2 separate regions of the Homo sapiens genome follow, and region 2 is linked to region 1. A link is an interaction called in ENCODE POLR2A ChIA-PET data of the cell type or tissue named here. Cell type or tissue: PC-9. All regions are shown on one strand. Each heading gives the region's core, and the rest is flanking DNA. Links, peaks and the distances in the headings are about the cores only. Region 1 overlaps LOC102723568 (a long non-coding RNA gene). Region 2 overlaps LOC102723568 (a long non-coding RNA gene).

Region 1 (2,921 bases), core at 261-2,760:
GCCATCTCCTTTTCCAGCCCTCCCTCCTACCTATCTGGCATTGAAGAACTTGTTTCCATGCTCAAGGACACAGTGTGAAACCTTCCTGTTGGGAGCTCTGTGGCTTTTCTGGGAGTTTAAGGCAAGGATTCTCTCAAGGTAGAGAAAGCTCTGAGTCCCATTTAGCCCTATTGTTGGGGATCACTTGGAAGGAATTGGTGGGGAGAAAAGCCTGTCCTTTATCGTTGCCTTCTGGGGGTCTAATACCATGACAACCTGGCCTGAGCCATGAATCCTGGGCTCTCAAATTAGTGCATTCTCAACTCACTGCATCCTGATCTTGACTAAGTGCATCCTGTTCCTCTCTTTGGAGTTTCCTGGCTAAGGATACCTCTATGTTGATGGGCAGGGCCAGGCCCGTCTTGAACCAGGGGCTGAAACTTGCTCAGCTCTGTAGATGCTCCTGCCTGTGACTCTTGTCCTGATCCCTGCAATAAGAATACAGTCATGACGTTTCAGTCAATGAGGGACTGTGTATATGATGGTGGTCTCATAAGATTATAATACTGCATTTTTATTGTACTGCTTCTATGTTTAGATATACTTAGATACACAAATACTTACCATTGTGTTACAATTGCCTACAGTATCCCATAAAGCAACATGCTGTCCAGGTTTGTAGCCTAGCAGCAATGGGCTATACCATATAACTTAGGTGTGTAGTAGGTTATACCATCTAGGTTTGTGTAAGTACACTTTATGATGTGTGTAAATGACAAAATCACATAACTACACATTTCTTAAAACAAATCCTCGTTATTAAGTGACACTTGACTGTACTTATCTCTAAGTCGTTCCTACTTTGCCAGGATTATGGAGGCTATGATTGTAGGGGAGTCAAACCCAGCTTCACTGGGACTTTCCACGCAGGACTTTTCCTCCCCTCTCGTCTAGCCTCACCCCATTGTGGTGCAACCCTGTCCTAATGGGTCACCAGACTGGTGAAACCTGAACAGTTGGAAGCCAAAGGAAGCACTTGATGATAAGAAGGGGGGGTCGGTGAGCAAGTGGGGGCTTTGGAAGGGGACCTGGGAAGGGTGGAGAGGGAAGGGAGAGGCACTGGGGCCATTTATTTTCAAAGAGAGATGGATTTTAGATGTCAACTTCATTGTTTTTATCATAGTGAAATCTTTATGAAGTTGAGGTGAACGAAGCCCTGTATGCATTGTTATGCTATTTGGTTTTGATAAAAAATTGCATTGTACAAGATGTTCCCTGGCTACATAAAACCTCACTGCACAGCTAATGGTGGCAGCGAGCCACACCACAAGTTGTGCAATGCCATGGCAGGGAAAACAGAGCTGCTTCCCAGGGATTAAGGCTGGTATTTCAATTTGAACTTTAAGAAAGAGCTTGAAGGACCAAGAAAGAAAAAAAGAGAGAGGAGAAAAGGGAGAATGCAAAGAAGGAATAAAGAAATATAGAAGAAAGGAATCTAGGAAAGAATGAAAAAGGTAGACAAAATAAGGAGAATGATACCATTTAATGGGGGAAAATTCTCTTTGCAAAATAGGCAAAAGGAATAGGTTCTGAAAGAGAAGAAATTTTTTTTGTTTCTTTTGCTACATTCTTTTCTATCTATCTTTGTTCCAAAACTTCACTATATCTGTAAGCGAACTCTTTTCTCTTCATGTTTCCACTTAATACTAGGAGCCAAAGTGTCTGTGGTGCTTTTCCCAACTTTGTAGGTAGCCAAGATAGTCTAGCTATGCTCTTGTATTAGCTCCAAGCCTTAGACTTTTCCCTCACATAAATCTAAACTGGAACTCTGGGTCTTTGTTTATCAGCAGCCTCCATAAGACATTAGGAGAAGGGAAGACCACTTTCTTCTCCTCACTTTCCTTTCTTTTTGGCTCCTTGGAAGCAAAGGCTCTTTGAGAAGAGACCTTGGAGGCAAGGTGGTATAAGTGGAAGGAGTATGAATTTGTAATCAGAGGGGTAAATATCTAAATTCCACACTGGGTTGTGAAAAAGTTAAAAAGCATCTGGCACATTTTAGACATTTGATAACTCTTGATTCCCTTGTTGACAACTCATCTCTCCTTACTGAATATTGTGGGTCCTCATCTTATAAACAACAAATTTATTTCTTAATCTTGTGCCTGAGCAATGAATGTGCAGACAGTGAAAAATCTGGTCCTGTTATGAAGAAAAATTCAATCAAGGTATCAGAATTTAAACAAATGCCTTCCATTTAGTGCTGCCTCTAAGGAGTATGACCTGATACAGAAAGAAATCAATCCAAGTGTTGTAGAGTCCCAGGAAAACCCTAGAGAAGTGTTTCCAGACCCATCGCAGGCAACAGAGCTGTGGCCGGCCGGTGTGAATAGTGGGCAATGGAGTTAGGACTTGGTGAGTTGTTCTTCTGTTGCCACCAACAATTGTGCAGCATCTGATGTCCTTTTGTCCTGAGCAGGTCAGCATTTGCTCAAAGAGAACTGTTCTAGGACTCCCAGCTTCTTCTCTCATGGAGTTCACCACTCTGTACCCTACATTCCCACCACCCCAACCAAAGTGCACTTGCCAGATTATACAAGGCTATTGCACACACTCAGGCCTTTGTGCATCCTGCTGTCTCTGCATGCTGTTTCCTTCTTCAGCACCTTGATTTGATGAACATCTACTCATCTGCCATGACCTGAGTGTAGCCTCAGCTCTTCCGTGTAGGCTTTCCTGACTGCTCTCTGGAAGAACCCACTATGCCCTTCTTTGGCCCCTAATGTATCCTCAACAGACTTCTATCATATCCCCTGTGCCTCCTTCCATTCACCTGGCAATTTTTGGAACTTAAGGACAATGCCTGATTATTTTATTTAATTTTATTTTATTTTTGAGATGGAGTCTTGCTCTGCTGGGGTTGGAGCGCAGTGGTGCAATCTTGG
Region 2 (2,921 bases), core at 200-2,699, 55 kb after region 1:
AATTGCATTGGTAATTTGATAGGTATTGCATTGAATCTGTAGATTTCCTTGGGAAGTATGGTCATTTTAACATTAATTCTTCCAGTCCATGCTTATGAGATGTTTTTCCACTTGTGTCTATCATGTGTGATTTCTTTCATCAGTGTTATATAGTTCTCCTTGTAGATATCTTTTACCTCTTTGGTTAAACATATTCCTAGGTATTTTTTATGGCTATTGAAATGGGATTGAGTTATGGATTTTATTCTCAACTTGAACATTATTGATTCATAGAAGTGATACTGATTTTTGCACATTCATTTCATATCCTGCAACCTTACCGAGGTCATTTATCAAGTCTAGGATTCTTTTGGCAGCATCTTTAGGGTTTTCTAGAATAAAGAGCATGTCATTAATGAACAGGAATAATTTTACTTACTCTTTTCCAATTTGAATGACTTTTATTTCTTTCTCTTGCCTGATAGCTCTGGCTAAGACTTCCAGTAATATGTTGAATAGAAATGATGAAAGTAAGCATCTTTGTTTTATTGTAGCTCTTAGGGGGAATGCTCTCAACTTTTCTCCATTCAGTGTGGCATTGGCTGTGCATTAGTCATAGACAGCTCTTATTATTTTGAAGTAAGTTCCTTCAATGCCTAGTTTATTGAGGGTTTTGAACATGAAGGGATATTGAACTTTATTGAATGCCTTTTCTGCATCAATTGAAATGATTATGTGGTTTTTGTTTTTAGTTCTGTTTATATGATGAATCACATTTATTGATTTACCTATGTTGAACCAGCCTTGTGTCTCAGAGATAAAACTTATTTGATCATAGAGGATTAGTTTTTTAATGTGCTGCTGGATTCAGTTTGCTAGTATTTTGTTAAGAATTTTTGCAACTATGTTTGTCAGGGATATTGGTCTGTAACTTTGCTTTTGTTGTTGTGCTCTTGCCTAATTTTGCTATAGGGGGTGATAGTGGTTTCATAGAATGAGTTAGAGAGGAATCTTTATCCTTGATTTTTGGGAACAATTTTAGTAAGATTGCTGCCAGCTCTTTTTATATGTCTAGTAAAATTTGGCTATGAATCTGTCTGGTCCTGGGCTTGTTGTTGTTGTTGTCAGGAGATTTTAAATTACTGATTCAGTTTGACTACTCATTATTGATCTGTTCAGCATTTCTATTTATTCCTGGCTCAATCTTGGGTCATTGTATGTTTCTAGGAATTTATCACTTCCTATAGGTTTTTATAGTTTGTGTGCATAGAAATGCTCAGAGTAATCACTGATGATCTTTTGAATTTCTGTAGTATTAGTTGTAATGTTACCTTAATCATTTCTGGTTGTGCTTGTTAATAGCTTCTTTCTTTTTTCCTTGGTTAATCTTGCTAGTGGTCTATCAATTTTTTTATCCTTTCAAATAATCAACTTTTCATTTCATTGATCCTTTGTGTCTTTTTTTTGTCTCAATTCATTGAATTCTGCTCTGATCTTTGTCCTTTCTTTTCTTCTGCTAGTTTGGGGTTTGATTTGTTCTTGTTCATCTGATTCCTTGAGGCATGACATTAGGTTGTTAATTTGAGATCTTTTTATCTTTTTGATGTAGGCATTTAACACCATAAACTTGCCTATAAGCACTGCTTTTGCTGTATGCCATTACGGTCACAATTAAAAATAGAAATAAACAAAGAATCTATTCAACCATGTAAACACAAATAAAAAGCCATATCCATCATCATTTATTGGGTAATATGCATTGATTATAATTGATTATAATAAATCAGCATGTAATATATTCCAGACACAATGCTAAGTGCTTTACTTACATTTTACAGAAAAGGGTGTCGGGACAGAAAGTTTATATCATAATGTTTAGTTAGGGTTTTCCACAAACCTGAGACATTTCTGGTGCTTCACCTACGTTCCCTCACTTAATCCTCATGAGGGAAATATTGTATCAATTACATTTTCAAATGAAGACAACAAGGCTCAGAGGGGATCATCAATTAAGTCTGAAGAACTAGTTTAAAGAGAAGCCCACTTGAATCTCTAAACAAGGAGGCAGAACTAGTGATATTCTTAAAGAACACTTTTCAGCTTATCACTATTCTGGGTCAAAAGAGATGATCTTTCTTTAAATTTGTTCTTTCCCCTTAACTCTGTTGCCCTTTGCTTGGCTACTATATGTAAAGAATGTAGTGAAGTCAGTGGTTTATTCATTCCCACAGCTAGTGCTTACTGAGGACCTACTCTGCTAGCTGCTGGGGACTCTGTGATTGAAGATCTGCTCCCTGTCCTAGCGTTGTAATAGTATATTAGTAGGCTAAAAGATAACAGCCATTTCCCGTATAGCATTTGTCCATATGTATAATCTCTTCAGCTGCATCCTGAGAGAGGTTTCACTGGTATCATATCTCAGCCTCAAGGCACTGACCACGTGAGCTCTTCCTTTACAGCTAATTGATCCAAGTGGCCCTGACTAGGTCTCTAACCAAGAGAAGGCTCTTTGGAGATAGAACATTTTCAACAAGCGAAAACACAGAAAATCATGACACATTGAAACTTGCAGTGGAGGCTTGGATCATTTAATTTTTCTCTACTTCTACGAAAGATTTTTTTAACATTTCCAGATTAAAGTGGTTCACCTGAGTGCCCTGATTCATATACATACATTCACATACAAGTCAGGAGAGCAGGGCAAGATTCCAGTCAACCTGGAAATGTTGAAAAACATCAGATTTTACATAAAAGATATGTGTATTTTCTCCAAATCTACATGTGGTCATTCAAACATCAAACCAGAAGCTCTGGGAGTCTCACTGAATTCTCGGTTTGCCTTGAAAAGTCATGTGACCTTGACAGCACTATTCATCAGCACTAGCTTCAGTTTGGCCTTTTTCCATTAGAATCTATTAGCCATCAGTTTTTTCTTTCAAGAC

The links. Peaks named below come from ENCODE experiments on the same cell type or tissue, not always from the same donor. Only the 100,000 strongest peaks of a DNase experiment are listed, where the experiment ranks them.
Region 2: POLR2A ChIA-PET joins it to region 1 with 10 read pairs; 3 of 35 experiments call an interaction of 5 or more read pairs at or near these places.

Annotation. Positions count from the first base shown.
Region 1 is chr11:34,749,183-34,752,103 of GRCh38, forward strand. The region is part of intron 5 of LOC102723568 (a long non-coding RNA gene); the gene reads left to right. Among named protein-coding and RNA genes, the nearest start is that of EHF, 130 kb to the left of the region's middle. In PC-9, for the core only: no CTCF peak of the experiment used is centred there; DNase peaks (open chromatin) are centred at 689 and 1,289; H3K27ac peaks cover 610 bases.
Region 2 is chr11:34,803,757-34,806,677 of GRCh38, forward strand. The region is part of intron 6 of LOC102723568 (a long non-coding RNA gene); the gene reads left to right. Among named protein-coding and RNA genes, the nearest start is that of APIP, 110 kb to the right of the region's middle. In PC-9, for the core only: no CTCF peak of the experiment used is centred there; no DNase peak of the experiment used is centred there.